2 separate regions of the Mus musculus genome follow, and region 2 is linked to region 1. Evidence: chromatin loops called from intact Hi-C (ENCODE). Cell type or tissue: heart. All regions are shown on one strand. Each heading gives the region's core, and the rest is flanking DNA. Links, peaks and the distances in the headings are about the cores only. Region 1 has its middle 73 kb from the start of Cenpc1. Region 2 has its middle 120 kb from the start of Gm35251.

Region 1 (16,707 bases), core at 4,920-12,919:
ATTGCTCTGTAGTAGTGGCTTCATTTTCATTAAACTCTAAAAAGTCTTTAATTTCTTTCTTTATTCCTTCCTTGACCAAGGTATCATTGAGAAGAGTCTTGTTCAGTTTCCATGTGAATGTTGGCTTTCCATTATTTATGTTGTTATTGAAGATCAGCCTTAGGCCATGGTGGTCTGATAGGATACATGGGACAATTTCAATATTTTTGTATCTGTTGAGGCCTGTTTTGTGGCCAATTATATGGTCGATTTTGGAGAAGGTCCCGTGAGGTGCTCAGAAGGAGGTATATCCTTTTGTTTTAGGATAAAATGTTCTGTAGATATCTGTCAGATCCATTTGTTTCATAACTTTTGTTAGTTTCACTGTGCCCCTGTTTAGTTTCTGTTTCCACAATCTGTCCATTGATGAAAGTGGTGTGTTGAAGTCTCCCACTATTATTGTGTGAGGTGCAATGTGTGCTTTGAGCTTTACTAAAGTGTCTTTAATGAATGTGGCTGCCCTTGCATTTGTAGCGTAGATATTCAGAATTGAGAGTTCCTTTTGGAGGATTTTACCTTTGATGAGTATGAAGTGTCCCTCCTTGTCTTTTTTGATAACTTTGGGTTGGAATTCGATTTTATCCGATATTAGAATGGCTATACCAGCTTGTTTCTTCATACCATTTGCTTGGAAAATTGTTTTCCAGCCTTTCACTCTGAGGTAGTGTCTGTCTTTTTCCCTTAGATGGGTTTCCTGTAAGCAGCAGAATGTTGGGTCCTGTTTGTGTAGCCAGTCTGTTAGTCTATGTCTTTTCATTGGGGAATTGAGTCCATTGATATTAAGAGATATTAAGGAAAAGTAATTGTTGCTTTCTTTTATTTTTGTTGTTAGAGTTGGCATTCTGTTCTTGTGGCTGTCTTCTTTTTGGTTTTTGAGGGATTACTTTCTTGTTTGTTCTAGGGCATGATTACCGTCCTTGTATTGCTTCTTTTCTGTTATTATCTTTTGAAGGGCTGGATTTGTGGAAAGATAATATGTGAATTTGTTTTTGTCGTGGAATACTTTGGTTTCTCCATCTATGGTAATTGAGAGTTTGGCCGGGTATAGTAGCCTGGGCTGGCATTTGTGTTCTCTTAGTGTCTGTATAACATCTGTCCAGGCTCTTCTGGCTTTCATAGTCTCTGGTGAAAAGTCTGGTGTAATTCTGATAGGCCTTTCTTTATATGTTACTTGACCTTTCTCCCTTACTGCTTTTAATATTCTATCTTTATTTAGTGCATTTGTTGTTCTGATTATTATGTGTTGGGAGGAATTTCTTTTCTGGTCCAGTCTATTTGGAGTTCTGTAGGCTTCTTGTATGATCATGGGCATCTCTTTCTTTATGTTTGGGAAGTTTTCTTCAGTTATTTTGTTGAAGATATTAGCTGGCCCTTTAAGTTGAAAATCTTCATTCTCATCAACTCCTATTATCCGTAGGTTTGGTCTTCTCATTGTGTACTGGATTTCCTGGATTTTTGAGTTAGGATCCTTTTGCATTTTGTATTTTCTTTGACTGTTGTGTCGATGTTCTCTATGGAATCTTCTGCACCTGAGATTCTCTCTTCCATTTCTTATATTCTGTTGCATCTATGGTTCCAGATCTCTTTCCTAGGGTTTCTATCTCCAGCGTTGCCTCGCTTTGGGTTTTCTTTATTGTGTCTACTTCCCTTTTTAGTTCTAGTATGGTTTTGTTCATTTCCATCACCTGTTTGGATGTGTTTTCCTGTTTTTCTTTAAGGACTTCTACCTGTTTGGTTTGTTTTCCTGCTTTTCTTTAAGGGCCTGTAACTCTTTAGCAGTGCTCTCCTGTAATTCTTTAAGTGACTTATGAAAGTCCTTCTTGATGTCCTCTATCATCATCATGAGAAATGTTTTTAAATCTGGGTCTAGATTTTCGGTTGTGTTGGGGTGCCCAGGACTAGGTAGGGTGGGAGTGCTGCGTTCTGATGATGGTGAGTGGTCTTGATTTCTGTTAGTAGGATTCTTACGTTTGCCTTTCCCCATCTGGTAATCTCTGAAGCCAGCTGTTATAGTTGTCTCTGTTAAGAGCTTGTTCTTCAGGTGACTCTCTTAGCCTCTATAAGCAGACCTGGGAGGGTAGCTCTCTCTTTAGTTTCAGTGGTCAGAGTATTCTCTGCAGGCAAGCTCTCTTCTTGCAGGGAAGGTACCCAGATATCTGGTGTTCGAACTGGCCTCCTGGCAGAAGTTGTGTTCCACTCACTAGAGGTCTTAGGATCCCGTGTGGAATCCTGTGTGGGCCCTTGCAGGTGTCAGGTGACTCCACTGGCAAGATACCCCGGTGCTAGAGTGGAGTGGAAGGGACTTGTGCCCCAGGTCAGGCCCGGGTAGTCTGCTTCCCTATTTACCGCAGTCTCATGTTCCGCTTGATTGGATTGGGGCAGGCGCTGTGTTCCACTCACCAGAGGTCTTAGTATCCCGTGGGGACTCCTGTGTGGGCCCTTGTGGGTGTCGGGCGCCTCCACTGGCAAGGTACCCCGGGGCTCGAGTCTGTTTTCTATTTTTTAAAATGCTTCCCAAATTAAATGATTTTTAAAATTTTCTTTTACTATTTTAGGATTTATTTCTATTCCGTGATACGGCAAGCCTAAGCAACTTGGGGGAGACAAGGTGTATTAGTCAGGGTCCTCTAGCATCACAGAACTAATGGATAGTCTCTATTATAATAGTAAGGAATTTATTGATGACTACAGTCTGCAGTCCAATTCCCAACAATGGTTCAGTAGTAGCTGTGAATGGAAGTCCAAGGATCTAGAAGTTACTCAGTCCCACATGCAAGCAGGCAAAGGAGTGAGAGCGAGACTCCCTTCTTCCAATGTCCTTATATGGTCTCCAGCAGAAGGTGTAGCCCAGATTAAAGGTGGTGTGTTCCACCACACCTTTAATCCCAGATGACCTTCAACTCGGAGATCTCCCTGTCTTAATCTTCTGGAATCCATAGCCACTATGCCTCAAGATCTCCATACCAAGATCCAGATCAGAAACTCTATCTCCCAGCCTCCAGATTAGGGTCACTGGTGAGCCTTCCAATTCTGGATTGTAGTTCATTCCAAATTGACAACCAGGAATAGCCACTACACAAGGGTTTATTTTACTTTACTCTTCCAGGTAACAACACTATACCACTGAGGGAAGTCAAAGTAGGAACTCAAGCAAGGCAGTAGCCTGAGAGACAAGAACAAAAGCAGGAGCCGTTGAGGAGTATTGCCTTTTGGTTGCCATCTCTTGCCTTGCTCCATTTTATTACACCATTCAGTAGTACTGGCCCATGGGTAGCACCATCCACTATGGACTGGACCCCCCACATCAATCAGTTGTTAACAAAATGCACTGCAGACTTGCCTACAGGCCAATCTTCTAACATCATTTTCTCAATTGAGAGTCCCTCCCTAATGACTATAGCTTGTGTTACGTTGACTTAAAACTAGCTATCCCAACGATGGTGGCAAGAGCATAAAATATGCTTTTAATGTACATTTGTTGAGTTTATTGAGCTAACTTGAGTACTGGGTCTCTCCTCAGTGTGGTTTGAATTCACATCTCTATCCTAAAGTTGTGTTAGAAGCTTAATCCCTAATCATGGGAGGTGAGACCTAATTGCAGGTATTTAGGCTAAGAGAACCTTACTTCCTAAACCGATGAATGTTGTAAGAGTTTGAGGTGTGAGTGCAGTTTTCTCACCCATGTGGTGATTTGAATATGCTTGGCCCAGGGAGTGGCACTATTAGGAGGTGTGGCCTTGTTGGAGGAAGTGTATCACTTTTGGGGGGAAATGGGGCTTGAGACCCTCCTCCTAGCCATGTGGCAGCCAGCCTTCAGATCAAGATGGTTTCTGCCATGATGATACTGGACTAAACCTCTAAACCTCGAAGCCAACCTCAACTAAATGTTTTCCTTTATAGGAGTTATCTTAGTCATAATGTCTCTTGACAGCAATGGAAATTCTAAGACATCGACCCTTGCCATCTTATGACACAACAAATAGGCTCTCACCATATGTGGGCTGCTGATTTGGCTTGATGAGCCTAATTATTTTGTGTTTGTTATGGATTATTTGGCATGCTGTACTTTATTGCAGAAACAGAAGAAGAACTAAGACACTCCTATAATTTCATTTCCAGGATTTTTCTCTGCGTTTCCTCATTTTTGCTAACATTGCTCCCCTGGGTTCTTTTCTGTCCTTCAGTTCTGAACTTTGGCTTTCAGACTTTGTCTAATGACTGATGCCTGAGTCTTGATATTTATTATCCAGAAGCTGTGTCTGCCTTTTTGAGGACACTATCACTTCCTGTTGGATCATCAACCTGTATTTCTCCCTGACTCTGTCATTCCTCCTACCCCTAGTCTCACACCCAGGCCACTCTTGGCAGCTTGTCTTGATACATCTGCCATGGAATCTGTCTGTTAAACAAATTGTCACTCAGCTCAAAATGCTAGCATATTGAATGATCCCATTTACATTGCAAGTATTCTTGTCCCAACTGGATTAAGGCCATTGCCATATATATTTTTAGAAAGTTTTCTTTTTTTCTCCTCACCAGAAGAGGGAGAGGCAATGATAGTGGGAGGATAAATGAACATTTGGTAGAGCAATTATATGGTAAACCCAGGAAACTCCAGTCAGCATGTTTCTCTTTATAGAGAGCCAGCAGGGATTCCTTTGCTTTAGTTTATGGAGCTGAGCAAGTAAGTGCTGTGCTACAGATAGCTAGTTCTGGGTCACCGTTACCGTGGCCAATAGGACACAACAGAAGTGACAGTGTGGGGTAGTCTCTGGATAGGCTATCCTTTCGTCTTAGCTCCAAACTTTGTCTCTGTAACTCCTTTCATGGGTATTTTGTCCCTATTCTAAGGAGGAACGAAGTATCCACCCATTGGTCTTCCATCTTCTTGATTTTCTTGTGTTTTGCAAATTGTATCGTGGGTGTTCTACCCCCAGAGCTCGTGTCTCTAGATGCATATGTAGCAGAAGATGGCCTACTCGGCCATCATTGGGAAGAGAGGCCCCTCGGTATTGCAAACGTTATATGCCCCAGTACAGGGGAATGCCAGGGCCAAGAAGCGGGAGTGGGTGGGTAGGGTGGGTGGGTAGGGGAGGGGGGTGGTAATAGGGAACTTTTGGGATAGCATTTGAAATTTGAAATGTATATAAAGAAAATATCTAATACAAAAAATGTGCAGCCAGGAGTGGTGGCACACACCCTTGGGAGGTGGATTTCTGAGTTTGAGGCCCGCCTGGTCTACAAAGTGAGTTCCAGGACAGCCAGGGCTATACAGAGAAACCCTGTCTTGAAAAACCAAAAAAAAAAAAAAAAAACCAAAAAAAAAAACCAAAAAACAACAAAAAAAAAAAGTGCAAAGTCACATGTGACAAAAAAAAATTTTTTTTTCCCCTCAGGCTAGTTCCAAGTGTAAGCCTTAATGTGGAAAAAGCTTGTTTGCTTTTTCACGAAAAAAATAAAAGTGAAGCTAGTGCACTCAGTAAGAGAGCACATGGAGCACAGAGCAACCGTGTCAGCTGAGGCCAAGCGAGGCCACCGAGCTTCAAACCTACAGAACTGCCACCTGTGTAGAAATGAATCCCCCGAACGCCGGAAGACTCGCCTGCCTAAGGCCGGCGAGGTAACGTAATGACCTATAGAATTCTATTTAACTTAGGGTTGTCATGGTTCTTATGTATCTGACATAACACACAACTAACCATCAGTTACTAATACAACAGTCGACTGAGGCAGAATAGAAGTCTATTCTAGTGAATTCATTTATGCTGCCAAGTCTGAGAAAAGCCAGGTGGGTATTGGTTAAGGATGGATGTGTTTGCAGTCCATTGTTGACTCAGGGGTTCCATAGAAAAAATGATGGATTTGTTTTTAACTGAGTTCCAGTTTTTGAAGGGTTAATTCTGGTAATGCTTTACGGAACCATGCAAAAACCTAGAAATATCTTTGTTTTCAATGTCCTGTGCAAGTTAGGTTATACTTTAAGACTGTGATGGAAGTTAAATTGCACAAGGGATTAAAGAATTGAGATTTTCATGACCTCAGCATTGATATTTCAAACCAGTGCTTAGGACTGCCAGTGAGCTTTCTTTCAGCTCATTCCTTGCTAGCAGTTTGAAGTGAGGGAAATAAAGGGAATGGCTAATTGTACAAATACAAGGGAAGTTAATAAAAGAACAATGTCAAGAATAGAACCACAGTGTGTTATCTTCAAGTTAAGTGACCTAATTGTGCTGATTGAATTCTCTAAGGGTGTCACTGATGTTGTGAAAACAGATCAGTACACTGGCTTATAAATAGAATTCCGAAGAGCTATGCAGATTTCAGCCCTGTATATACACAGCTGTCTCACATAACTTACAAACAAATGTATGGGAAACATTCCTTTTTTTTTTTTTTAAGAAGGTTATAGAGATATAACATTTGGGCATCTGGCATTTGAAAACAAAATGCAATCATCTTTTAAGTATTAGTGTTGCATACACATACAAATTTACATACAAATATTGTAAACTAACATAGCTATACAACGTACACCTCCCAGCTTTTATAGAAACACATTTTACAGTAACACATTGCAGTGTGAGAATTAAACCACAAGATGGCAGAACAAGATTTCTAAGGAAAAAGAAAAAGTTTTTGCTTGCTTGCTTTTCTTTTGCCTAAAGTAGAAGTGCAATTAACCCTGACATTCATTCATTGCAAGGATTAATTAGCTAGACATAAAATACCATTTCCAAAATTATTTTAGCTTTCTAATAATTTGCATTTTATTTTTGTCCAAGAGGAGCCAGGATTGAGAATTTACCTTGGCAAAAATAAATCTACATTTTATTTATTTATTCATCTATCTATCTATCTATCTATCTATCTATCTATCTATCTATCTATCTATCTATTGGTTTAAAGACTTGACTTTAACATTCAATGCCTATTGCAGAGGTCAGTTATACTAAGATGACTGGAAATCAAAGGAAGATACATATCTTATGTTTTTGCTCCTAAAGTTAATCTAGGAAGAACAGATTTAGGTAAATGAAGCCTCTTTTGCTGAGTGAGTGGAAAATGTGATTATCCAGTTCAAATTATGGCAGAGGCAGGTTAGGTTAATGTAGGAAGGAGGGCAGGAAGAGGAGTGATTGACAGAATACATGAACCAGAGACTTGCTGATGCATTTTTGTGGTCTTCTTGTACACCATCTCTTAATGTCCTCTGATTTGAGGGGATAACTCTTGTTACCATCTTTGGATTCTTGTAGAACTCAAACCTCAAAATAGATAGGTAATATCTGGGTAATAATAGTATGATAAGCAGCAAAAATCATGTCAGTTGGGATAGTCAAGTCCCAAGTCCTTATAACCCCTGAGCACATGCTAAATGACAGCAGAGCTTTAATTCTATTGTATGTGCACAGACCCTGCATTCTGGAGGTGGGGTCAGGAGGATGGGAGGGGTAACTTTGTGAGTTTCAGACCAGCTAGGGGTACATAGGACCCTGCCTTAAACAAACAAACAAACAAACAAGCTAACAACAGAGCTTTATTTTTTTTTACTCCATCAGAAAACATGTTCTAAATGTAATGTGATACAGTATAGTATATAATAATGAATAATGTACTCAGGGAATGGCCAGCTGTATGGCCAACCTGCAGATGGAGCCACCATAATTTGTAAGTATATGGTGGCCAGATGGGAGAGAAAGAGAAGTGGAGCAGCTTGAGCATTATGAAGAGAGGAGTAGCCTGTTGTAAGTGGCCAGTCCTGACATAGGGTCATGGTGAGGTCCCAGCCTGAGCTGCCGCTATGTCTGAGGACTATGCCTGAGTCTGTGGCTATGCAGTGGCATTGGTTGGTGTTGATGTCTGTGGCTCATTACCACTAGAGAACACAGGGATGTCCCTGGTTGAGGCAGCTGCCAGGGACCATGTAGATGTCCAGGGGTTATACAGAACTGCCCTTCCCATCACTGGATATGGAACAATGGCAAGTTGGCTCTATTTCTCACTGCTGGCAGTACTCAGGAGAATGGCCTCTGTGCCTTGCCCAGGCAGCACAGTGGAGCTGACCCTGATGGCTGGGTGTACATGGGCTGACCTCAAAGGTGTGAGTATGGAAGAGTTGACCCTGCCACTTCATCTACTGTGGGGTGGCTTAAAGTCCAGACGTGATAACCCCTCCTTACCTGTGGCATTTGGGAAAGATGCCCACAGGGTCATGAGAGTTGGTGAGCTGGTTCGGTCCCTCACAGGCTGCAGCACTTGGGAGAGTGGGCCTATGCCTTGACTGGGCATCACAGTAGAACTGGCTCTGGAGGCATGGGTGTGGGAGAGCCATCCAGAAGAGCATGAGAGCAGGAGAACTGACCCTGCCTCCTGCTAATGACAGCAGTGGGTGGCCTAGCCAGAGCAGTGCTGGAGTGCTCACCTTGGTGGTGCAGACAAGATTGATCTGGTGGGCCGACCAGCTCTGCTACCACCCAGGCCCAGATCCAGGGCTCTGAGTTGGCCCACCACAAAATCTATATCATCTGGGAATGGTTGGGAAGTGTGAAAGGGTCAGTTCTGTTGATCCAAAGCTGCAGGATCTCCATGACACCGGGAAAGGACAGGATAGCTAGGAGTCCCAGTGAGGATCCAATATTGATGGTGTCACAGAAGCCAGAGACCTTGAACCAAACCAATGACTCATTGTAATGAACACTTCTAAGTAACGATGTGTGCACAGAGGGGATTTTTGTGGGACACACTGTGACATGGTACAGCTTCCACGGTGAGACGTTTTCTATTCTCTCCCCCACCACCCCCCGTCTGTCTCTGTCTCTGTCTCTCTCTGCTTCTGTTGCTTTTTATTTGGGGGTAGGAAGATGTTACAAGGTCAAAAAGATTTGAGGAGACAGAGAGATGAGTGGGAACTGGGAAGCATGATGTGACACTCACAAAGAAATCAATTAAAGTTAAAAAAAAAAAGATTTTGTTTGTTTTTTGTTATTTTGATATCTGTTGGTGGAAACCAAATGTGGAGTATCTGCTTTTATGAAGGAAGTCCCATGATCTTACATGGCCAGTAGGTGGCACTCCAATCTTTATTATAATGACTCAACTTATGATTAATTCTTTATGAGAGTATGGAAAGGACATACGTCATATCTAACATATGGGACCTCTGGCAATTATGCCTCAGTTATCCTAAGAAGCCCCAGTGAAAATGGATAAAAATAATTTAAGGATTAGAGCTAAAGGGCTGGAGGGAAGATTTGGGTATTTGTTTTTCCTTTGGGAGTACCTTGAGTATGTAAGCGCTTTACAAACTGTCAAATTATTCAGTGCAGGGAATTTCAGTCCTTCATTTTAGAGCTCACAGGGAGGTCTCCAATTATTTCAAAATATCACAACAATCCTTTGAAGTTACTTAATCCTAAGGATAAATGTAGATCTCAATGATTTTTAGGAAAGAAAGAAGGCACCTTGCTAATTTATGAAGAAGCGAGCCCAAATGTATAATATCAGCACTCAGGAGTCAAGGCAGGAGAACCCAGAGTGCAATGTCTACACTCCATGAAACCTCTGCCTTAATAAGAAAGAAAGGAAGGAGGGAGGAAGACAGCAGCAGCAACTGAGAGAACCATCCCTTTCCCACCTAAAATACCTCCCTCACCTGGGCATCACATGTGTGCACCACAATATAGCCAGCACTGGACACCTGCCACAAAGAAGGGCACAACAGTGTTCATCAACAGTGCCATGTCCCCAATCACCTTTTCTTTTCCAAGCATTAACCCAGCAGATAGAAACAGAAGAGAGGGCAGAGGAATTAAATGATAGACAAGGAAAAAAATAGTAAGACCCTTTCATGTTTATGTGCAATTAAGAACAAAAAAATCTATGAAAAAGAAAACTTTTAAAACTTTCTAATTCTCTCATGTATTATATGATGACTGCAGTTTTCCCTCCCTCCCCTCCTTCAGTCTCACCCCACAGCCCTAGTACCTCTCCTTTATCTATAAGGATACATGACCAGATGTTGAAGTGGAGGAGAAAAGTAACAACTCAGCTGAGCTTTGAGCACATTTATCTCATTCATTCAGTCCTTCACTCACCAAGTACTTATGTGGTCAGCTTTCATTGAGGACTAGCTACTTGAGAAACAATTGAGGGCTGGAGAGAGGGCTCAGCGGTTAAGAGCACTGACTGCTGTTGCAGAGCTTCTGGGTTCAATTCCCAGGAACCACATGGTGGCTCACAACCATCTGTAATGGGATCCAATGCCCTCTTCTGGGTATGACTCCATGTAGGCGACCACGCTCCAGGGGTGGTCTCCCCTCACAGGAGCAATTAGGCAACACAAGCTGGACCTGATGAGTGGAGGCGAGAAAACGCCAAGTCCTGTGAGGAAGGAAGGAAGGGTGTAGAGAGTGGATGTGGGAGGAGTTAGGGGAGGGAGGTGAGTATGCTAAAATGCATCATAATATAAGATTCTCAAAGAATTAATAAAAATATCTAAAATGGGAACTATGTGTTGACAACCTTCATAGCAGACATTCATTGTGTTGCAGTTCTTGACTTGCTGGCCCAAGAGGCTTTGGCTAGCTACAGAGAAGGGCTTGTTTTCTTCTCTTATGTCCCCTCAATTTTCTGTCTTTCTTTCCTGCCTCAACACAGTTGCTAAAGGCTTGAAAAATTACTTGTCCTCCAAAACTGATTAGCTAGTAACTAACATCGACGTATCTGCCTCTAACGTAGGGTCACTGATTTGCTGCATTTTTGTTTGCTCAGATATGGATAACTTCAGTGAGGAGTTGTAGTGGGTCGCTTTCCACAGAGCAGCAGAAATGATGGTGCTTGACGTTTTTAGTGAAGCTGGAACGCCCTGTGACAGACATTCCGCTTTCCAGAGGTGCCATGCCCATCAGCCTGTCCTCTCTGACTTTGGAGGTCGAGAGCTATCTCTTGAGCACATAAAGCTCCCATCACAGCACACTCTCGATGTGCTCCAGTCTTGTTGCAAAGTTCAAAAGGGAGAATGTCTGCTGGAGAAGAGCTTTGCAATGTGTAAAGTGCTGGTTAAACGTGGGTACCATTATTCTACTCAGGAAGAACACTTAGCTCATTGCTTAGCAATGGTGAGGCAAACAGTGTCACTAAATAAGACAATATAATGGTCTTAAGAGGCTCTAATTCCATCTCTCTCTCTATTCAAGCACACAATTGCATTCTAACACTTCACAGACAGCCTGAAATGGGTCCTGTGGAGGCTGATAAGGAAAATTAGAACAAGGAGCTATTTGAGCCCTCATTTTAATAACCAAGTCAAGGAGCAGGCACTTTAATACTGGAAGGAAGGAACACTTTCTCTTAGTCCTCAGCAGGATAATGACTCCATTACCAAGCATGCCTTCCATAATAAAGGATTCAACTTAGTAAGGAGAAAGATGCCATCTCTACCATGGGTAAAAGCAGACAGTTAGGATGTATGGAGAACCGTTATTTTCACAGACTTAAAAACAAAACAAAACAAAAAAAAACCCTGAAAACCTGAAATCTTTTGACTATAAATGGGCCTCCGTTTCACAAATACCTGATGGGTATCTATGCCTTCGTTTGAATGGATACTTGCTGGCTTTCTGCATTACACGTGTGTGTGTGTAGATGTGCACTCGTGATTGACTTTTAGTGTGAGAGAATACAAAGGTGGTGCTGTTGTAGGAACAGCGGAGAAGCCCAGTTCTTGGGTTCATGTGAGAGTGTGCACGCGCATCAAAGCAGGCACATCTTTTCCTTCTGTTAATACTCAGTCTCAGTGAGCAATGGTCTGAAAAGCTTGAAATAAAAAATGAAGTGCTTCGAAACGGACTGTTGAGAGCACCATTAAGACCTACCACCCAGTGCCTGCAACAGACCAGACATCCAGAATATTTATGGCAAAATGAGCAAACAAGTGAGTGACAGCTTCATTCTACAGTGACAAGGATAAAAAAAATGCTCTAATGCTTAGCTCCTCAGCCCAGACTGTACTGTACTGCTTTTAGAGGTTTTACCCAGGAGGAGTCTTCTGTTCTTATGTCCAGTATTCCTAGTGACGATATTTCTTTTTCCCCATTAGCTTCAAATCTATAGCTTACTCTTAAGTCAATGAGCCAGTAATAGACAATGCTTGTGGAGGAACAATCTGCCATCTTCCATGTTGAGGTTCTCTTCCCCATGGTCTGAATGTGTCTCCTACTAAGAAAGGCTATGTGATGAAACCTAACGACTGAGGCAAGAGAATTTGAAAGCAGGGGTCTCTGTGGGGAGACCAAGAGTTGAACCCTTATCCATGACCTTGCTGTACTGGTGCAAAAGTGCAGAGAACTGCCTTGTCTCCTTCCTGTGGTCAAACAGCGAGGTGCGATCTAGATTTACCAGACACCAAATCTACCGGTGGTGGGTTTGCCCTTCACAGCTCCAGAACTGCAGAGTGTAAGTTTCTATGCTATCTCCACAACAACATTTTAGAAAAGTGCCCACATGACTGAGACATTCTCCAGTGTATGTAGCCTGTGGATACAGGCGCTTCTGAGGTCATAGAGTTACCAGCCGATACCTGGATATATAACCGGGCTTTTGTTTGGATCTTGGTTAGCTCCTTGCCTGGGTCTTCGACTGGAACAAGTTATTTAACTTTTGTGGACCTCCTTATAAAATCTGGGTAAGAGCAGTTCTTTCTTTTATAAGATGGTTGGGAAAACATTGAATAGGTGTATAGAGAGAATGTCCATTTTTTTTTTTTTGACTCAATACTAAGTTTCTAAAGTGAAGTTAACAGGTGGTTGCTTATGTGACATGGAATGGCACTTGTAAGTGCCCGTTATTCTCCACCTCTTCCCCTCAGGCTCTCGCGTGGTATTCTTTGCTGACAAGGGCAGACTTGCATTAAGGAGGAAAGTTGAGCAGAAGTAGGCAGCATAGCTTTTCAACTTCACATCTGGAAATGAGCAACCTGTGACTCTTCTATAAATAGGGTATTTTCAACATAAAGCTCATTTCTTGGAGTATATCAAAGATTCTGATTTATATCAGTAAACTTACCAGACTTTTACATTTCTTTCATTGCATATTAAAAAAATACTCTTCATTTTTACTAAAATTGACTCCATGTAACTCTAAAAGTAGAGACATAAAAAGGAAAAATTTAAACAGGCTTATGTTTTCCTAATCTCAAAACACTGGAGCTTATTTTCCATAATGCTATTTGGATCTGCATATGTTAATGAAATGTAACTAAAGTATACATATTGTTTGTGACATTTTCATTAAACACATGATCATAGATGCCATAGTTAGTTCTCCCCAGTCTACATAAATGGTAATATTTTCTTTGTTCAATTTAATTCTCAGAGTGTGTTCACTGTGCTTCCCCCAGAACAGCCTGAGTAGGTAAGTACTGGATCACAGCCAGTTTAGAGATGAAGAATAAAGGGACAGATAGGTTGAATGATTTGCTATAGTTCTGTCTATAGTTCTATAGGGGCAGAGTCAGGATTGAACATGCTGTTCCCAAATGAATTTTCTTTCCTTCTACTTCCAAATGATCGTGCATTTTAGTCTTTCCATGAATATCTCATGTGCTCTAAGTGTTCCCAGTGTTTTCTACATACTTGGTAACAAGGTTTCTCCCTTCCCACTCTGCCTGGCAGGGTCTAGCATATCACCACTTTGTGACAAACTGTTCTGGGACAACATTTGTGCTTCTGCTGTCCTCATCTCAGGCTGCTCAGAGGCTACGACTACTCTTCCTTATATTTCTCTTTCTAGGTCTTTTCTCTTGATCTCTTACAATATAAGCCAGGCTACCTCTTGAGGCAAATTTTATTCAGTTTCAGAAACTAATACAAGGAAAGCAAAGACAGGGTCTCCCTGACTCCATTCAGGCTGGTGTGTAAGTGGGAATCCTTGGCTACTCCTCATGTTCAGTGGTATGTTTCCAGCTTGCCTAACATACAGCTTGTCTCCATTGAATAGGTGCCAGTTTTCAGCTCAGCTCGCCTCTGATTTACACACTCATCTCAGTCTAAGCTTGGTTTCTAATTTTCAGTTAAAAAACAAATCTTATGTGGCCTTTTCCACAATATGACTGAAGAAAAAACAGCCAATTCATGTAGGGGATACTCTTTTTCCAACAACAGCACTTGGAACGTTACATGGGAGTCACAAGAGTAGAAAAAACAGCTGAATGTCTCTTATTACATAGATATAGTGGTTCTCAAGAAAAATAGTTTAAATCCCTAATATAAATAATATAAACATGCATCATGTTCATGTAAGTTTATCCTAAGAATGCCAAGTTTGATTTCTAGTGTAGAATAAATCTGTCAAATTATCATATTAGTCAACACACATAATGCTCTTTCTAAGCTGGAACTCTGCCTGGGTCCAACTGAGGGCCAAGACTGGGAAGCCCAATGGCGAGAAGCAGGAGAAGTTGAGTCCAGCATCTCTCAGGCTCTGTTGGAGCTGGAGATGAACTCAGATTGCAAGGCGATGCAGTGGGTACTTAACATCACCATGATGAAGGGAACTGAAGATGGTGGTGGTCTGGAGGCTCTCAATTCTCTACCAGTTCCTTGGCTGAAATCCATACAGGAAATCCAAGTCGGGCTAGAAAATTAATTGGAGAAAAAGTTGAATGGGAAGCCCAGAGTTGTCTTTGCTCAGAGGAGGATTCTGCCTAAACCAAATAAAAAAGTCACACAAAAACTAAGCAAAAGCACTCAGAAGCACACTGACTGAGGTGCACAATGGCACCCTTGAGAGTTTGATCTTCCCAAGGGAAGTTATGGGTATCCATGGGTATGAGGGTCCATGGGTAACTGGGCAGTAACTGACTCACCAAGGTTCAGTTAGACAGAGGGCATCTGAACAACACGGAGCACAAGGATCCCAGTTGTTTCTGTCCAACAGAAACTCACCTGAAGAAATGTGAATTGTGATTTCCCAGAGTTTCAATTGTAGGCAGAAATGACTAAATTAAATGTCACCCAATAGAGTAGGAGAAGGCCAGAGAGGAGGAGGAAGAGGAAGGAAGGAAAACCTAAAATACAAACAGTATTCTTATGATCACCTCAAAAGACCCACAGAAGGCTTAGTGGTTAAGCTCTCTTGCTGTTCCTCCAGAGGATTCAAGTTACAATTGCAGAATGTTAATCCAAAGATTCAAGGAGAAAGTCCACTGACCCAAGTCATCACAGACAAATTAATTAAACCAAGCGTTTATTTGTGTACATGGGCTGCCTCTTCCTAAGGCGGGGAGGTCAGCACTGGACATGGGCAAGATAAGGGTTTTTATAGCTGGGGGTAGAGGGGTCTCACATGGAGATCTGGCAGGTAAATAGGCAGTGTTGGTAGCATAAGGTAGTTATGACAAGGTAATCAAAAAACCCTCTTAAAACAAAAATAGGTTTGCAAGATGGTCATAACAACCTTTTGAAATAAAGGCATGGTTGCAATTTCCTGGGATAGGTAGTGCAGATCTACTTGTAGTTAACGCTACAGGTCGGGTGTAGCCCAGTCCTTGAGAAACAGAGATTTAACTATAAAGAAGAATGAACCTTGTTTGTCTTTACTATAAGATGGTTTTCAAGCCTAAGATGAAGGCAGGGCAGTTATCAAGAACTCATTCAGGTTGCTCCTGTAATCCCTGCTCTAGGGAATACAATGCCCTTCCCTGTCTTCTGCCAGCACCCTCAAACCTGTGGCATACAGACATGCAGACACATCCAAAAACAGAGGAAAGCTGTTAAAAGAATTCACCATTTTTCCTAGTAAAATACATAGTGAACTCCACTAAATGGGATTTTCTACTTAATGGTGGTTACAAAAGCTGTATATCTAACATCAAGTACATTAGTGAATGCTTTCTCTCCAAGATCAGAGACAAGGTTCATTGCCCTCACCACTTTCTTACCAAACAGTAGGGTCCTAGCCAAGGCAGTAAAGTGGGGATGGAGAGAGCAAGCATTGTAAATGGCAAACAAATAAAGCTATCTTGATATCCAATCTAAAACACACAAAAAGAGACCAGTAAAATGATTGTTTACCGAAGATGAAAGATAAAATAATATATATGACCATATACTAGCAATGAACAATTGAAAACTGAAATAAGAGATATTGTTTATAATAACATAATAGAAATATAAGAAACTTATGAATGAATATATTAAAAGGTGTAAAGTACATGTATATCAAAGCATACAGATTAAGAAAACCCAAATAAATGAAATGCTAGGCATTTTTCATGGGTTGGAATAAAATATTAAAATATAAAGTTTACTGAAATGGATTCACTTAATGAACAAATGTCAGCAAATGTTAATGAAAATTGCTAATTTTATTTGAAAATTCCGATAGAAGATCCAACCTAATTTTAAAGAGAGCAACAAGATTAAAAGGTGAATATCCCAGTTTTCCACTTTTTTTTTAATGTAGCTACAGTGGTCAAGGAAGTACAGTATAAGAAGGGAGATAAAGTGATGTGACAATGGAAACTCAGAAAACAAACCTGTATGCACAGCACACAATGTGTTGGTGAGCTGCTTTTGACAGATGCATGTAGAGAACTCAGTAGAGGATTCAGAATAGTCACATAACTATTCCTGGAACAACTGAATATATACGTGTATGAAAGCTGAAATT
Region 2 (16,707 bases), core at 5,852-13,851, 410 kb after region 1:
AATACAGATGTGGATGCAAGAAGTCAACCATTGGACTTAGCATGGGGATCCCAATGGAGGAGTTTGGGAAATGACTGAAGGAATTGAAGGGGTTTGCAATCTCATAGAAAGAACAACAATCTCAACCAACCAGACACCTCAGAGCTCCCAGGGACTAAACCACCAACCAAAGAATACACATGGAGGGCATGGCCCCAGCTGCATATGTAGCAGAGGATGGCCTTATCTGGCATCAGTGGGAGGAGAGGCCCTGGTCCTGTGAAGGCTCAATGCCCCAGTGTATGGGAATGCAAGGGTGGTGAAGGGGTAGTGGGTGGAAGGGTAGAGGAGCACCCTCATAGAAACAGGGGGGAGTGGTGGGATATGGTGTTTGCAGAGGGGAAATAAGGAAAGGGGAGAACATTTGAAATGTAAGTAAATAACATATCCAAAAAAATTACAACTGCTGGTAGTCATATGAACAGATCTCACAAACAAATATTAAAGAAAGAAGATAGTTATACAAGAATGCTGTGATTCTGTTTAATGACATTCAAGGGGACAGAATGAGTCAATGACATTTGAACTGAGACTAGCAGAATCCTTGTGGGAAGAGTTACTGGAAGAAAGCTTGGAAGAGCATCTGGGGTGCTAGGAACATTCTGTTTCTAGATCAGAGTGCTGGTGACACAGATGAGTTTGATCTTTGAAATTTTGTTGAATTATGTAGTCTTATGAATAGTATTTTAATATCTACAATACTTAAATCTAGACAAAATAATTGTTACATACTTTTGTGCTCATATTTATATCCAAAAGATTTAACTTTCCTATTCTAGATTTCAAAAGAATATTGTGTCTAGAAAATTGATTTGCTGTATGAATAATAGCTCAGATGCAAATAGTATTAAAAGTGACTGGCCATGGGTGTTGATATTAGAAAATGTACAACAGTGAGAATTCAGCAGGTAGGTGGCATGTGTGTCAGGGACTTTCAGGTTTTCTAGTACTTTGAAAATTTCACACGATCTGTTACTGAAGAACCTTCCAAGAACTTTGCACTAAAGGAAACACTGTGCCAATTAAAGATTTAGCTTTTAGTTTGATCTCTGTATACAAGAGCTGGATGATATTTGGAGAGTTTTAGCTAATCTTTGTATATCTGTTAAAATAATTTAATAAAATAGAAAAAGTAATATAAAGATAAGTAGAGGCAGCAGTCTACATTATATAACTATGATGATATATATGTATATATAAACATATATGTTTAATTAAATTTTGTATGCAATTTATGTCATTTTGATTGGCAGTTCATTCATTTTAACCTTTCAATGCTTTGAAAACAGGGTGCACCTTACACTTCCATGTTCTGACTTCTCAAGTGTGAGACATGGGGATGCTTATAGATGTATGCATTTTCCAAGTTACTTTGATCATATTTTCTTTGAATTTCTCGAATGTTTGCCTGTTGGCTGCATAGAGTGTGCCAACCGCTGTTAAGCAACCACAGTGCATGTTTTACTTGATTCTCAAATATTGTGAACAGAACAATTTGCAGATGAGGAAATTGAACTATAACTACATTTATAATGACTCTTTCAATTACAATCCAAAGCAGATGCACTTGACTCCAGAGTCTGAACTTGCAAGCAATAGTTAGTCATTTATCTTTTCAATATATCCAAAAAGATGTAAAACAAGGTATTTTAAATTTGTTTTATGGCTGAGGAAACTGAGACACGACATGACCTGGCAAACAGTACCACTTTCTCAAGAAGCTGTATCTGAGAGAAATTTGGCACAGGCCTCTTTTTCTTGCACACACAGTTCCCCTGTTCCCTTGAAAGCTATCTAGGGATTTATATCCATTTTTGCAGAATCATCCAATAGGAGATTATTTCCTGTCACATATAAGTTTCATTACCCTTTATTTGGATGTAATCTAAGTAAAATCAACATAACCTTAGATGATAAGATAAATGCAATCTAAACAAGCACAGGATATCTGCTACACGTAATGAATCAATGTTCTTGATGCTTACCATAACAGCTAATGGAGCATCTCCTGCTAGTGAATTAGAAAGCCAGGCACTCATCCAAATATGCAGATGTTTAGCCTTGTTTAGTCAAAACCTCTGAATGACTGACACAATTTTCAGTTTGAATTACATGCCTTGATGCCAGAGAATGACAGAGTATCAGGCAAATATGTGCATGGCTTTAAAAAGAATCTGTCCAGTCCTGACCAACAACTTCCTCCGTGGAGTAGGGAAAGTTGCATATCATGTTTTTAATTATTATTTTCTACTATTTTCTTTAATTATTCATTTTCTATTGTGTTTATGTAAATTTTAATTTACCCTATTTACTTTTGGAGTTTTCTTCTGTCGAACAGTGATTAAGATTCACAGTCTTGTTTACCAGATGGAGTTTAAATGACCTCAACAGTCAAAACAAAATTTCTCGGTTTCAGGGAGCCTCTCCTGTTCAATCTGGAGATGAAGTTTGAATATTTGAGATCAAGGACCTGAGGACTCATCTCTTCTAATTTGTTAGAGTATATTGAACATTTTATTTGCATTTACTTTTCCTAAACATTCCTAATAAAAATTAAAGAAGCAGGTCTTTTGTTTTCTAAATTCATCAGCGTTTTCTTTAGTTTGTATAATTGTCAACTCCTGTTGTGTGATCCTAATGAAAAGAATCCATTTTTAACATGCACCCCTTATTGTGGCCCTGATGTTACCATATAAATTAAATATTTTTTTTCTTGGAATCGTGTGCTGAATGTATTTATAGCACATTATATAATACCTTGGAATTAACATATTGTAATGTAATAGTTTTTATTTTTATTTTTAGAGAATGCCAGAAATACCATAATATCATTTTCCCTTCATAGTACCTCAATCCACTATGTAGAATAGACATGCAAGCAACAGTTAACAGTACTACTCTTAGATTAAGAGCTAGATAATATCTTAATAAAGACATGTATATATGTACACATATATAACTCATATATGTAGTAAGTAGAACACCATGTGATCTCCACAACACAAAATCTAGTTTTTGGTCATGAATCTATCACAAGTGCTTATTCCCTACCAGTCCCACTCCCAACGTCACATGTTAATATGAGTAGCTGTACTTTCCCTCAATACTTACGTATGCTAATTAGGCATGAGGTGCTGAGGTGCTTCTGTCAGAGGATGGACAAGATATCTTCCTTGAGTGTTTTGAACTTCTGGGCTAGTATCCACTTATTAATTAGTGCATTCCTTGAATGTTCTTTTGTGATTGGGTTACCTCACTCAGGATATTTTCTAGTTCCATCCATTTGCCTAAGAATTTCATAAATTCATTGTTTTTGGTAGCTGAGTAGTACTCCATTGTGTAAATGTACCACGTTTTCTGTATCCATTCCTCTGTTGAGGGACATCTGGGTTCTTTCCAGCTTCTGGTTATTATAAATAAGGCTGCTATGAGCATAGTGGAGCATGTGCCCTTATTACATGTTGGAACATCTTCTGGGTATATGCCCAGAAGAGGTATTTCTGGATCTTCCGGTAGTACTATGTCCAATTTACTGAGGAATGACCAAACTGATTTCCACAGTGGTTGTCCAATTTGGGGATCCATCCCATATACAGTCCCAAACCCAGACACTTTTGTGGATGGCAACAAGTGCTTGCTGACAGGAGCCTGATATAGCTGTCTCCTGAAAGGCTCTGCCAGTTCCCGACAAATACAGAAGTGGGTGCTTACAGCCATCCATTGGACTGAGCACAGGGTCCCAATGGAGGATCTAGAGAAAGGACCCAAGGAGCTGAAGGGGTCTGTAACCCCATAGGGGGAACAACAATATGAACCAACCAGTATCCCCAGAGCTCCCAGGGACTAAACCACCAATCAAAGAGTACACAAGGAGGGACTCAAGCTTTCAGTTGCATATGTAGCAGAGGATGGCCTTGTGGGACATCAATGAGAGGAGAGGCCTTTGTGAAGGTTCGATGCCCCAGTGTAGGGGAATGCCAGGACAGGGATGTGGGGCTGGGTGGATTAATGAGCAGGGGTTGGGGAGATGGGATAGGGAAGTTTTCAGAGAGGAAATGAGGAAAGTGGATAACATTTGAAATTTAAACAAAGAAAATTTAAAAAAAAAGGATATCTTCCTTGACCTCAGGAACTCATTCTAGGATATCAAATATCACTGTCTTTCAGTGCCACAAGTCCAGAAGGTAAAAGGCAACCTCATGATTTATAGTTATAGTAAAGATATAAACCACGAATTACTGCCTTTTTAAACTATAAATCAGATACTTTTCATGTTATCATTTTATGTCTATCATAGAGTACCGGTGAACCATAATTCCTTCTATCTATACATTCATGCTTGACTCTTCAGGACACTTGACATTTTCTTTATTCTATTAAATACCTCACAGCAATTCCAAACCTTTATTTAATCCCTCAAATTTATATTCAGCCTCAAATTTATATTGTTTCAGGCAGAATTAACCAGCGCTTTTATGAGATCTAAGCATTTTCGCTTCTTAATAATAGTCTTATCTTAATAACACTTTACTTCCGAGACAGAACTACTTTTCCCATTCAAGGCTAATGTATCTGTCCATGGTCCTGACTGTTATTACTATTTGTTTTTAGGCTTGAAGCTCCACTTGACTGTAGAAAAATTGTTTCTCATATTGTGACAGTAGCACTTACATCAGCATCTCAATCAATTCCAAATAATTGTCCTCTGGTAAGACTTTGTGTCTCTAGCATTAATAATGACCAAGTAGGATTTTAGGAAAAGCCAGAAATTCACATGCTTTAGATCAGACTGTCACCTGCTGCCCTGAATCCCCATTTCTGTTCTTAGTATCACACAGTGATTAAACAAAGAAAGAAAGAAAGAAAGAAACAAACAAACAAAAAAGATAGCTGGGTGGTGGTGGAACATGCCTTTAATCACAGTACTTGGGAGACATAGGGAGGGAGATCTCTGAGTAGGACACTGGCCTGATCAATAGCATGAATTCTCATACAGTTAAGGCTACACAGAAAAACCCTGGCTTGGGCAGTCCCCCACAAAACATAACTAATATAACACAATGTGACATAACATAACATAACATAACATAACATAACATAACATAACATAACATAACATAACATAACATAACATAACATAAACATAATACATAACATGAAACCCAAACACAAAAAGAGAGACTATATATCAAATTCATAGCTCAAGACACATCATTGTTAATGCCATAATGTTTTATCTTGATCACAAACTCAGGTTCAGACAACCTAAACTATATCCTAACAAGATTTTACCTCCACTGGGTTTTGCGTATTTCCCAGTCTGAAAATCCTCTGCCTTTTACACATGTACTCACCTTTAACTGTCTTGTCCATAATACATTCTGTCTCTTTTCTATTGATGTGCCATTTCCATTTGATCTCTCTCTTTCTTTTTTAAAGTAGGTTTTGTTTGAATTTGTTCCTTGATAACTTAATGATTGAATACTATTCATTCTGACTTCTCCAGTGCCGTGTCCACTCTCCACTTCATCCCCACTCCTAATATGGTGTCTCCTGCCCTCTACAAGTTCTTTTCCACATCCACCCCTTTTTCTTTCATTTTGGGTCCAACTGAGTTTATCCTGGGTAAGCTGCATGACCATAGGTATTGAACTACTCGGGGGAGCCCAGTGTGTCCCTCACTGGGCGCACAGCTGAAGCTGATGACTGTTTCTCCAGAATCTGTCAGTAGTCACAGGAAGAAGTCAGTCTTCACCTTGAACTGATGGTTGTCACTGATAGGCTTGCTCTAGTGCATTTCCAACGGTAGATGTGTAGAATATAACTATATGACTCAAAGACAGTGGTTCCCATCCTTTCCCTGTCTACAGTCTCTCATGCTTTCTTCCCATTAATCGGTGATACTCCCTATGTTTTTAGGTGGGTGTGGTAACTTGGGCCCAGAAATATATGTTAATTTTTATCTTTATGTATTTAATGCCTGTGGAGTCTCAGAAACTAAAAAAAGGACCTGGGATTGCTTTAACGGTATGAGAGTAGCAAAATGAAGGTGATAAGGAAACAGAGAGGGAGCAATATTGGAAGTGGAAAATTTCTCCTGTCGTTCTTCTGTCCTCCCTCTCTCCCTTCTCTCTATCTATCTTGCTTTTCCCCCATTCTTTATTGTGTATATTGTGTGCATGTGTGAATGTGTTTATGCATGTGTTCCTGTGTGTGTGTCAGAGATCAACATCAGATGTCCTTTTCCTTTACACACACACACACACACACACACACACACACACACACACACACACACACACACACACGGCTGGCAGTGAGTTCTAGGTGTCCTCCTGGTTCTGCTTCTCCGGTACTGGGATTACAAGTGTATACAAGTGTACCCACTTTTTTATGTTTTTTTTTTTTAACATAAATTTCAAGGAGAAAATCTCAGGTGCTTCTCCTTGTAAAGGTACAATCACTTTATCAACTGAGCCATCTGTCCAACCCTTCATTCCCATTTATGCTAAAGAAATCTCAGATATCGTCTTACATACAACTTTTATTTTGTTTTTCTTGTAATAGGGAAGACCAGAGATGGCATACTATAACTGTTTTTCATAGTTTTTCAAGATTTCTGCCTGTCTCCCTTTAATATGCCATGGCTCCTTGTTCATCTCAGGCACGTGAGTGTAGATGTTGTACATCTCACCTCTCCTTGCAAAGCCACTGTCACACTTGCTAATTCCCGGGTGTGTTCAACAATTGAATACATAATGTCTATTATTTTTCTTACTATCTGAAACATTCATGTAAACACTTTAAAATATTGGACCTGTAGTTACTTAACTGCACAATATTCAAAGATTATGTGCTCTCCACTCCTTCTGAGCTGCACACTCTTATTCTGTATTATCCGATGGCAATCTCCACAAAACCTCGTTCAGTAGCATCAAATGCTGTCACTCAAATATGCTACTATGTTTCTCTAATTCTTCCAAATATGAGTATTTCTACCCTAGCTAGGGTTTCATATACCAGTTTAACTACATAGATCTACATTTTTCTTCTTATCCAGATATACGGCATTCATTACATTGTTTTACTGTGACAGTTCCCCTGAAATCCCTTAAAGTATCTTGGCGTGTCCTTTGTCTATATTTCCAGGTAAAATATCAATTCCTGTTTCACCTTCTTTCTAGCTTTACCTGTATCTTAGCATTCAGAATAGCTGAGGGAAAACTAAAGTCTTTCAAGTGCACTCACTGGTCTACTTCAAAGCATAATGGGAAGCATTATGCATTTCCTCAGGCTGACAAAGCTACCCAAGGCTGGTTCCCTACTCAACTCACCATCTACCTCCTTCAAGTATCATTTTACACCTTATCTTCCTTGAGGACTTTAGCATCCTTTTACCTTCTTATTCTTTGATGACTCTCTACATAGCAAAGAGAAAATAGAAGAAAGCAGATGTCATCTGCTGACTATGCAGCTGGCCTACTTACTTTCTATCACAGATGATCGTTACCTGTGGAGAGTAGTCCTGTAAAGTTGTGTAAAAGTCCCTTTGAAAATTTCCCCCTTTCTCTTTTTTACTATAGGTGCAGCGGCTCAAATAATAAGCTATTCCTAAATGTGTATCTTTAAAAAGACATTTCATCATCCCTAGGATCCAGGTGTTCAGGAAGTGATCAGGTAGCAAGCAGGTGCTAACACAGGATCCGCATGTGATGTAGTTAGGTAATCTCCTGAGCTCAAAAAAGAAAAAAGAAGAGCTCACAGTGTCTCAGAACTACCCTCCATTGCACCTCTGCATGGTTGTTTTGGGCTTTCTCAAAGCACAGTGGTTTCATGGCAGGATCATTGTTCACAATGCAGTTTAGCACTGCACAGTGGGAGTGCCCCAGGAACTAGGGAGCAAATTGCATTGTCATTCCCGTCCTCACCTCAGAACAGCAAGATACATCACACAGAGTCTATTTTCTGGTCCTTTTGATTTAGGCTGGATCATAAACTGCAGAGACTTATGAGGATGGAATACAAACCTCACACCTTAATGAGGAGGAGAATGTCAAAACCCCAACGTAGGGTAGCACATGGGGTGGGAGATGGATTATTGTGGCCTTCCTCACAGGCTAATGGATATTTTCTTCACTACCAAAGTATCTGTATACAAATATTCAACAAAATTAATTTTAAAAATGCAAAAATGTCCTGCATCTCTTTGTCCCCTGACTTGATCAAAAACTATTTTTAACGGCGCAAAATATTTTATGTGTTTTCATATACCAACCTCTTATTTGTTTCTTCCCTTGAGGCATGTGTTATCATTACATTAGACTAAATGCTGTTGCCAAGGTCATCCATCTTTCAAACTGAAGCTTTCCCATTCTGCTTCATGGCCACATTATTTTTTGTTTTATGTATTTTTGTTATTAATTTATTTATTTGTTTTACATCCAAGTATCAGCCCCCTTCTTCTACCAGTACCTCGTCACACAGATTCTCCCTCAAATTCCCCTTCCCCTCTCAGAAGGGGTTGGTTTTTCTACTCCACCCCCAGCTCATCAAGTCACTTCAGGACTAGCTACATCTTTTCCCACTGAGGCCAGACAAGAGTAGGGGAACTATGGATCCATAGGCAGGCAACAGATTCAGGCCCAACCCCTCTCCAGTTGTTGGGGGACCAGACAAAGGCCAAGTGGCACTACCTACATGCAGGGGGGAGGGTAGGTCCAGCCCATGCTTGCTCTGGCTGATGGTTCCGTTTCTGGGAGCCCCAATGGTCAATACTAGTTGACTCTATTAGTCTTTCTGTGGAGTTTCTATCCTCTTTGGATCTCTCAATCCTTCAACAACCTCTTCCACAAGACTTCTGATCTCCATCTAATGTTTGGCTGTGGGTCTTTGCAACAGTTTTCATTGGCTCTTGGGTGGAGCCTCACAGAGGAGGTTTTTTTTTGTTGTTGTTTGTTTTTTTTTTTGTTTGTTTGTTTGTTTTGTTTTTCGAGACAGGGTTTCTCTGTGTAGCTCTGGCTGTCCTGGAACTCACTTTGTAGACCATACTGGCCTCGAACTCAGAAATCTGCTTGCTTCTGCCTCCCGAGTGCTGGGATGAAAGGCGTGTGCCACCACGTCTGGCACAGAGGAGCTTTATGCAAGGCTCAAGTCTGCATTTTAAGGGACTACTCTGGTCTTAGACCATTTTACCTTCATTATGAATCCGTAAGCGCCTACTCCTTGCCATTTCCCTGCCTCTCTTATGCTTTCTTGGGGTATACATGTATGAGCATATGGGCGTTTACTTCTCAATCCCATCATAGCTCCCATCTCTACTCTGACAATATCTAATCAAGTCCCTTTACCCTAAAATACTCTTTTTTGGTGACTTGCATATATTAATTTCCAAAATTTCCATGTGTTCTGAACTTTTATGGTTCTACTTGATGTCTATATCTGGTTATCTGATTGATATAGTGCACTTATTATTTGCACAATAGAATTCAACTGTTATCTTTCTTCATGATATTTATCTTTATCCCAAAATATGTGTATTTCCCAGACCCTCTCATTTTGAAAAATGAAGAAATCAGTAACCCAGGTGCGTTACCACCTGTTAAGGAAGCTTTTGGGAATTTCCTCCTCATACCCTTCATATTCTATTCATTAAAAAGAAAAGTTTCATTTATACTTGTTAAGCATATTCGGACTGACACATTCTGTGAATTCCTCTCTATGATTCTGGCTCCACAACGATGAATCATCAATAATTTATAAAAGAGGACAACACATGTTCACTTATTTTATTCTTTACAAAAACAAAGGTTATCTTCAAGAGAGTTTAGAATGAACATTTTCATTATAATCCTTCAAAGTCTCCTCAAGCACCTTTAGAACCCACGCAGTCTCTTGATTGCATCCCACAAGGTGTGACCCTGCCTAACTCTTCCCTCATCCATCACCTTCACTACTTTCTTGTTTTCACACCATCATCTGGCTGTTCTTTGATTCTTGCAAACTCCTTCTGTTTCTCACACTGGGAGTTCATGTTCCTTCAGCTCTGAGAATCCCCATCAGTTGTTTTCTGCATTTGAGAGAAACGAAAGGAGCCTGATGCGCCCCCTGCTGGTGCTGTTCTGCATCTTTTTTTTTTTTTTTTTCCTCATCTTGCTGTTGCTTTCTAATACTGCTCATAATAATTCCTATGAGCAGGGAAAAGATAACAAAGTAGAATATAAGACTGATTTTCCCTGTTATTTATAAAAAGAAATAATTTAATTTTAGCACATACCTTTTTAGAATAGTAGTATATAACTAAAAACGTGATTTATAACAACTTAAAATTGTTATTGTTATCATGTAACTTTTTTGTGGTGCTGAAAACTGAAGCAGGTAGTCCCAGGACTAGAACTATATTTTCATTAATGCGACCAATTACTTCAGGGATATAACTGACAGTTTAGAAACAGGGGTTTGAAGGGGGTTTCTTGTATTGTGGACATGGTTCATTAAGATTTTTGAGGCTTGCTTGCTTGTTGATATTCACAGGGTTCTCCGCATATTATAATAATAAAGATAATAGGAGAGTGAGAGACATAGAGAGAAAGACACACACACACACACACACAGAGAGAGAGAGAGAGAGAGAGACAGAGAGAGAGAGAGAGAGAGAGAGAGACAGAGACAGAGACAGAGACAGAGACAGAGACAGAGACAGAGACAGAGACAGACAGACAGACTGACAGACAGACCGACAGAGACACAGAGAGATCAGCTGTTAAGTAAATTTTGGGCTCTGTGGAAGACCTAGGTACAATTCTCAGCACATATGTTGCGTGACTCACAATCACCTGTTGAGTTCCATAGGAATTGAGGTTCTCTTCTGGTCTCTGTAAGCATAAGCACATGCATGCCATGTACACGTAAGCACAGAAATAAACGCAAACAATGTAAAGGGAGTTGGAGTCATTGCACAGTTTAGGTGCATCTGCTGCTCTAGCAGAGGATCGGGCTCAGTTTACAGCACCTAAATGGCAGATAGTAACTGTCTGAGACTCTAGTTCCAGGGAGCCCGCAACCTATTCTGGTCTTTGTGGGAATCAGACACACATTGTATATCTACATACAGGCAAGGAAAATACCCCCACACCTAAAATATACATTAAAAAATCCGATTAAGAATAAAAAGATAAGAAAAAAGAAGGGACTTAAGTTACTTTTGTAGCTTCCTTCATCTTCTCTAATGTAGTCTTGCACACTGGTTCTGTTTGGATATTAGTGTGGCAGAGAAAAGGTGAACATATGACTTGTGACACTTTTCAGTGGCAGAACCTAAACCAACATTTCTACATAGCTACAGCAAATTGAGGAAGCAACAAGGAAAGGGATATGTCTAGCCATTCTAGAGGATTCTGATCAATGTCTGCTTATTACATGGGAGAAGGAATGATTAATTTCCAGAAAGGTACAATAAAAGTTGGTCATATTTAAAGAATACTTTAATATAGCTTTCCAGTAAGGTTACACTTTCCACTAAAACTCATAGCCCAAGAAGTGTTGCAGGATACAACAAAGTGTTTTAACAATTAGTGATATGCTTACTAGCCAATAGAGTTCTTCTTCTGTACCTTCATTTTGTTTATTCCTGGCTTTAACCCATCCACTCCCTTTCTGTGAAGTAAATTATGCCTGGCTGTGGAACTGACAGAGATGCTTTGAATTTGTTGATGTAATATCAGATGTTTATCTCTCTATGTCACTCTCCCTAGAACTATTGTAGTGTTCTTCTCTGGAATGTAAACGTAACTTAGTAAATAAAGACAATGGAAGGCTGGGTATAACATCCAACTTCTATGGGTATACTGTTGGAAGAACACAAAAGAGTAAAAAATACTAGTCATTGTTAATCTTCAGATTTCTTGTAAGCCATGAATGACATATCTTCATTGGTTTAAGCAATTCTTATTTAGAATTCCTTTAACTTGATGAACATTCCTTCGACAGATGCAGGGTTTTCCTGGAGTAGCTCACACAGAAAAAGAAAGGGATAGGAGAGGATATTGTACCAAAAGCAATTTGACCAAGTCATCTATGTGTATGATTTTTCCAAACTGGTTTAATGAGTGGAAGTCTTTACTGTGGCCTTGTTTTCATTTCCTGTTACCCCTAGTGCGATGCTCTGTGATACCTTTGATTTCTCTCTATTCTGCTTTTGTATGTTACAGAATAGAATAGAGGTAGCTCCTGCCTGATGTAGTTTCATAGCTTGACATAAAAACCAAATGAAGTAGCTGGATAAAAAATACACACATAGATATCAGTAGCCTTCTATATACAAGTAAGAAAGTTTGAGAAACAAATCAGGGAAACAGCACTGTTCATAATAGACTTAAATAATATAAAATATCCTGGGAAAACTCTAACGAAGCAAGTGAAAGAGTTGTACAATAAGATATTTAAAACATTTAAAAAAGGAATTGAAAAAGATATCAAAAGATGGAAATATTTCCCTGATCAAGGTTTGGTAGGATTCCTATAATAAAAATGACCATCTTACCAAAATTAATTTACAGATTTACTTAAATCACAGTCAAATTTCTGAGATAATATCTTGAGAGATTAAAGATCATTTTTAGCTTCATATAAACACACACACACTCACACACACACACACCAAAACAACAGAATAGATAACACAATCATAAATAACAAAAGATCTGGAGGTATCACCAACCCTGGGATCAAAAATTGTACAAATGACAGCTCATGCTGGTAAGGATGTGGAATATGGGGGACACTTTTCCATTTCTGGTGAGAGTGCAAACGTACAGCCAGTATGAAAATCAGTGTGGAGTTTCCCTCAGGAAGATGGGAATTGATATATCCTATAATCCAGCGATACCTGTCTTGGCCATTAACCCAAGGGTGCTTCATTTTATTACGGAAACAGTGGATAAACACTGTTTATAGCAGCATCATTAATACTAGTCAGAAGTTAGAAACAGCCTAGATGTTTCTCAAGAGAAAGATGGATGAAGAAAATGTAATACACATACACAATGGGATAATACTCAGCCATTAAAAAAATGATAGGATTAAATTTGTAGGTAAATGGGTAGAACTAAAATAAAATAACCCTGAGTAAAGAAACTCTGACCTAGGAAGACAAATATGGTGTTTTGATTATGTTGGGTACTATCTGCTAAGGCAATCATTACTAGTATTCAATAGAACCACAAAGAATAGGTATAGAGTACAGAATATAGGAAACCGGTAAATCTCCATAGGAAAGAGAAATAGAATAGATAATTATGGATGAATAGGGATAGGAGTGAGAGGATCAAGTGGTGAGGCAGCTTGGAGGATTGTTTTGGGAAGGAATATAGAAAGAGACAGCTAAAATCAAGGGCATTTTACAAAACAATATGAAACCTAATATCATAGATGCTTCCTAAAATATATACATATATGAACATGATATAAATGAAATTGCCAAATAATTGTCAAAAAATGGAGTTACAGAGTCCCAGTTTGATTTCTATTATTATTATTATTATTATTATTATTATTATTATTATTATATTCTTTATTTGCATTTCAAATGCTATCCCGAAAGTTCCCTATACCCTCCTCTTGCCCTCCTCCTCTACCCACTCACTCCCTGTACTGGGGCTTATAAAATTTGCACCACCAGTTGTGCCAGCACCATGTGTTGAAAATGCTGTCTTTTTTCCACTGGATGGTTTAAGCTCCCTTGTCAAAGATCAAGTGACTATAGGTGTGTGGGTTCATTTCTGGGTCTTCAATTCTATTCCATTGATCTACCTGTCTGACATTGTACCAGTACCATGCAGTTTTTATCACAATTGCTCTGTAGTACAGTTTTAGGTCAGGCATGGTGATTCCACTGGAGGTTTTTTTATTGTTGAGAATAGTTTTTGCTATCCTAGGTTTTCTGTTATTCCAGATGATCTTGCAAATTGCCCTTTCTAACTCAGTGAAGAACTGAGTTGGAATTTTGATGGGGATTGCATTGAATCTGTAGATTGCTTTCAGGAGGATAGTCATTTTTACTCTATTGATCCTGCCAATCCATGAGCATGGGAGATCTTTCCATCTTCTGAGCTCTTCTTCAACTTCTTCGGAGACTTGAAGTTCTTGTCATACAAATCTTTCACTTCCTGAGTTAGAGTCACACCAAGGTATTTTATATTATTTGTGACTATTGTGAAGGGTGTTGTTTCCTTAATTTCTTTCTCATCCTGTTTATCCTTTGTATAGAGAAAGGCCAGTGATTTGTTTGAGTTAATTTTATGTCCAGCAACTGCGCTGAAGCTGTTTATCAGGTTTAGGAGATTAATGTTGGAATTTTTAGGGTCTTTTATATATACTAGCATATCATCTGTAAATAGTGATATTTTGACTTCTTCCTTTCCAGTTTTATCCCGTAAATTTCCTTTTGTTGTTGAATTGCTCTTACTAGGACTTCAAGTTGAATGTTGAATAGGTAGGGAGAAAGTGTGCAACCTTGTCTAGTCCCTGATTTTAGTGGGATTGCTTCCAGATTCTCTCCATTTACTTTGATGTTGGCTACTGGCTTGCTGTATATTGCTTTTATTATGTTTAGGTATTGGCCTCGAATTCCTGATCTTTCCAAGACTTTTATCATAAAGGGATGTTGGATTTTGTCAAATGCTTTCTCAGCATCTAATGAGATGATCGTGTTATTTTTGCCTTTAAGCTTGTTTATATAGTGGATTACGTTGATGGATTTCCATATATTAAACCATCCCTGCATCCTTGGGATGAAGAATACTTGGTCATGATGAATGATTGTTTTGATGTGTACTTGGATTCTTTTGTGAGGATTTTATTGAGTATTTTTGCATTGATATTCATAAGGGAAATTGGTCTGAAGTTCTCTTTCATTGTTGGATCTTGTGTGGTTTAGGTATCAGAGTAATTGTGGCTTCATAGAATGAATTGGATAGAGTGCCTTCTGTTTCTGTTTTGTGGAATAGTTTAAGGAGAGTTGGAATTAGGTCTTCTTTGAAGGTCTGATAGAACTCTGCTCTAAACCCATCTGGTCCCGGGCTTTTTTTTTGGCTGGGAGACTATTAATGACTGCTTCTATTTCTTAAGGGGAAATGGACTGGTTAGATCATTAATCTGATCCTGATTTACCTTTGTTACCTGGTATCTGTCTAGGAAGTTGTCCATTTCATCCAGGTTTTCCAGTTTTGTTGAGTATCACTTTTTGTAGTAGGATCTGATGATGTTTTGGATTTCCTCAGGTTCTGTTGTTATGTCTCCATTTTCATTTCTGATTTTGGTAATTAGAATACTGTCCCTGTGCCCTCTAGTTAGTCTGGCTAAGGTTATATCTATCTTGTTGATTTTCTCAAAGAACCAGCTCCTCGTTTGGTTGATTCTTTGAATAGTTCTTTTTGTTTCCACTTGGTTGATTTCAGCCTTGAGTTTGATTATTTCCTGCTGCCTCCTCCTCTTGGGTGAATTTGCTTCTTTTCGTTCTAGAGCTTCTAGGTGTGCTGTCAGGCTGCTAGTGTATGCTCTCTCTAGTTTCTTTTTGGAGGCACTCAGGGCTATGAGTTTTTCTCCTAGGATTGCCTTCATCGTGTCTTATAAGTTTGGGTATGTTGTGGCTTCGTTTTCATTAAACTCTAAAAAGTTTTGAATGTCTTACTTTATTTCATCCTTGACCAAGGAATCATTGAGTAGAGTGTTGTTCTGTTTCCACATTTATGTTGGCTTTCAATTATTAATGTTGTTATTGAAGATCAGCCTTAGTCTGTGGTGATCTTATAGGATGCATGGGAAAACTTCAATATTTTTGTATCTGTGGAGGCCTGTTTTGTGACCGATTATATGGTCACTTTTGGAGGAGGTACCATGTGGTGCTGAGAAGAAGGTATATCTTTTTGTTTTAGGATAAAATATTCTGTAGATATCTATTAAATCCATTTGTTTCATAATTTCAGTTAGTGTCCATGTGTCTCTGTTTAGTTTCTATTTCCAGGATCTGACCATTGGTGAGAGTGGGGTGATGAAGTCTGCCACTATTTTGTGTGAGGTGCAATGTGTGCTTTGAACTTTAGTAAAGTTTCTTTAATGAATGTGGCTGCCCTTGTATTTGGAGCGTAGATATTCAGAATAAAGAGTTCATCTTGGAAGATTTTACCTTTGATGAGTATGAAGTGCCCCTCCTTGTCTTTTTTGATAACTTTGGGTTGGAAGTCAATTTTATTCGATATTAGAATGGCTACTTCAGCTTGTTTCTTCGGGCCATTTGCTTGGAAAATTGTTTTCCAGCCTTACACTCTGAGGTAGTGTCTGTCTTTTTCCCTGAGGTGGGTTTCCTGTAAGCAGCAAAATGTTGGGCCCTGTTTGTGTAGCCAGTCTATTAGTCTATGTCTTTTTATTGGGAAATTGGGTGCATTGATGTTAAGAGAAATTAAAGAAAAGTAATTGTTGCTTCATGTTATTTTTGTTATTAAAGTTGGAGTTCTGTTCTTGCGGCTGTCTTCTTTTAGGTTTGTTGAAGGAGTACGTTCTTGCTTTTTCTAGGGTGTAGTTTCCGTCCTTGATTTGGTGTTTCCCTCTTATTATCCTTTGAAGGGCTGGATTCATGGAAAGATATTGTGTGAATTTGGTTTTATCATGGAATAC

The links. Hi-C counts contacts between places; a loop is a spot of excess contacts. Peaks named below come from ENCODE experiments on the same cell type or tissue, not always from the same donor. Only the 100,000 strongest peaks of a DNase experiment are listed, where the experiment ranks them.
Region 2: it touches region 1 in a loop (18-fold over the local background); 6 of 42 quality-filtered maps call a loop at or near these places.

The regions. Positions count from the first base shown.
Region 1 is chr5:85,984,675-86,001,381 of GRCm38, reverse strand. No RefSeq gene overlaps it. Among named protein-coding and RNA genes, the nearest start is that of Cenpc1, 73 kb to the left of the region's middle. In heart, for the core only: CTCF peaks have their summits at 6,629 (motif pointing right) and 9,100 (motif pointing right); no DNase peak of the experiment used is centred there; H3K27me3 peaks cover 1,642 bases.
Region 2 is chr5:85,580,332-85,597,038 of GRCm38, reverse strand. No RefSeq gene overlaps it. Among named protein-coding and RNA genes, the nearest start is that of Gm35251, 120 kb to the left of the region's middle. In heart, for the core only: a CTCF peak has its summit at 10,136 (motif pointing left); no DNase peak of the experiment used is centred there.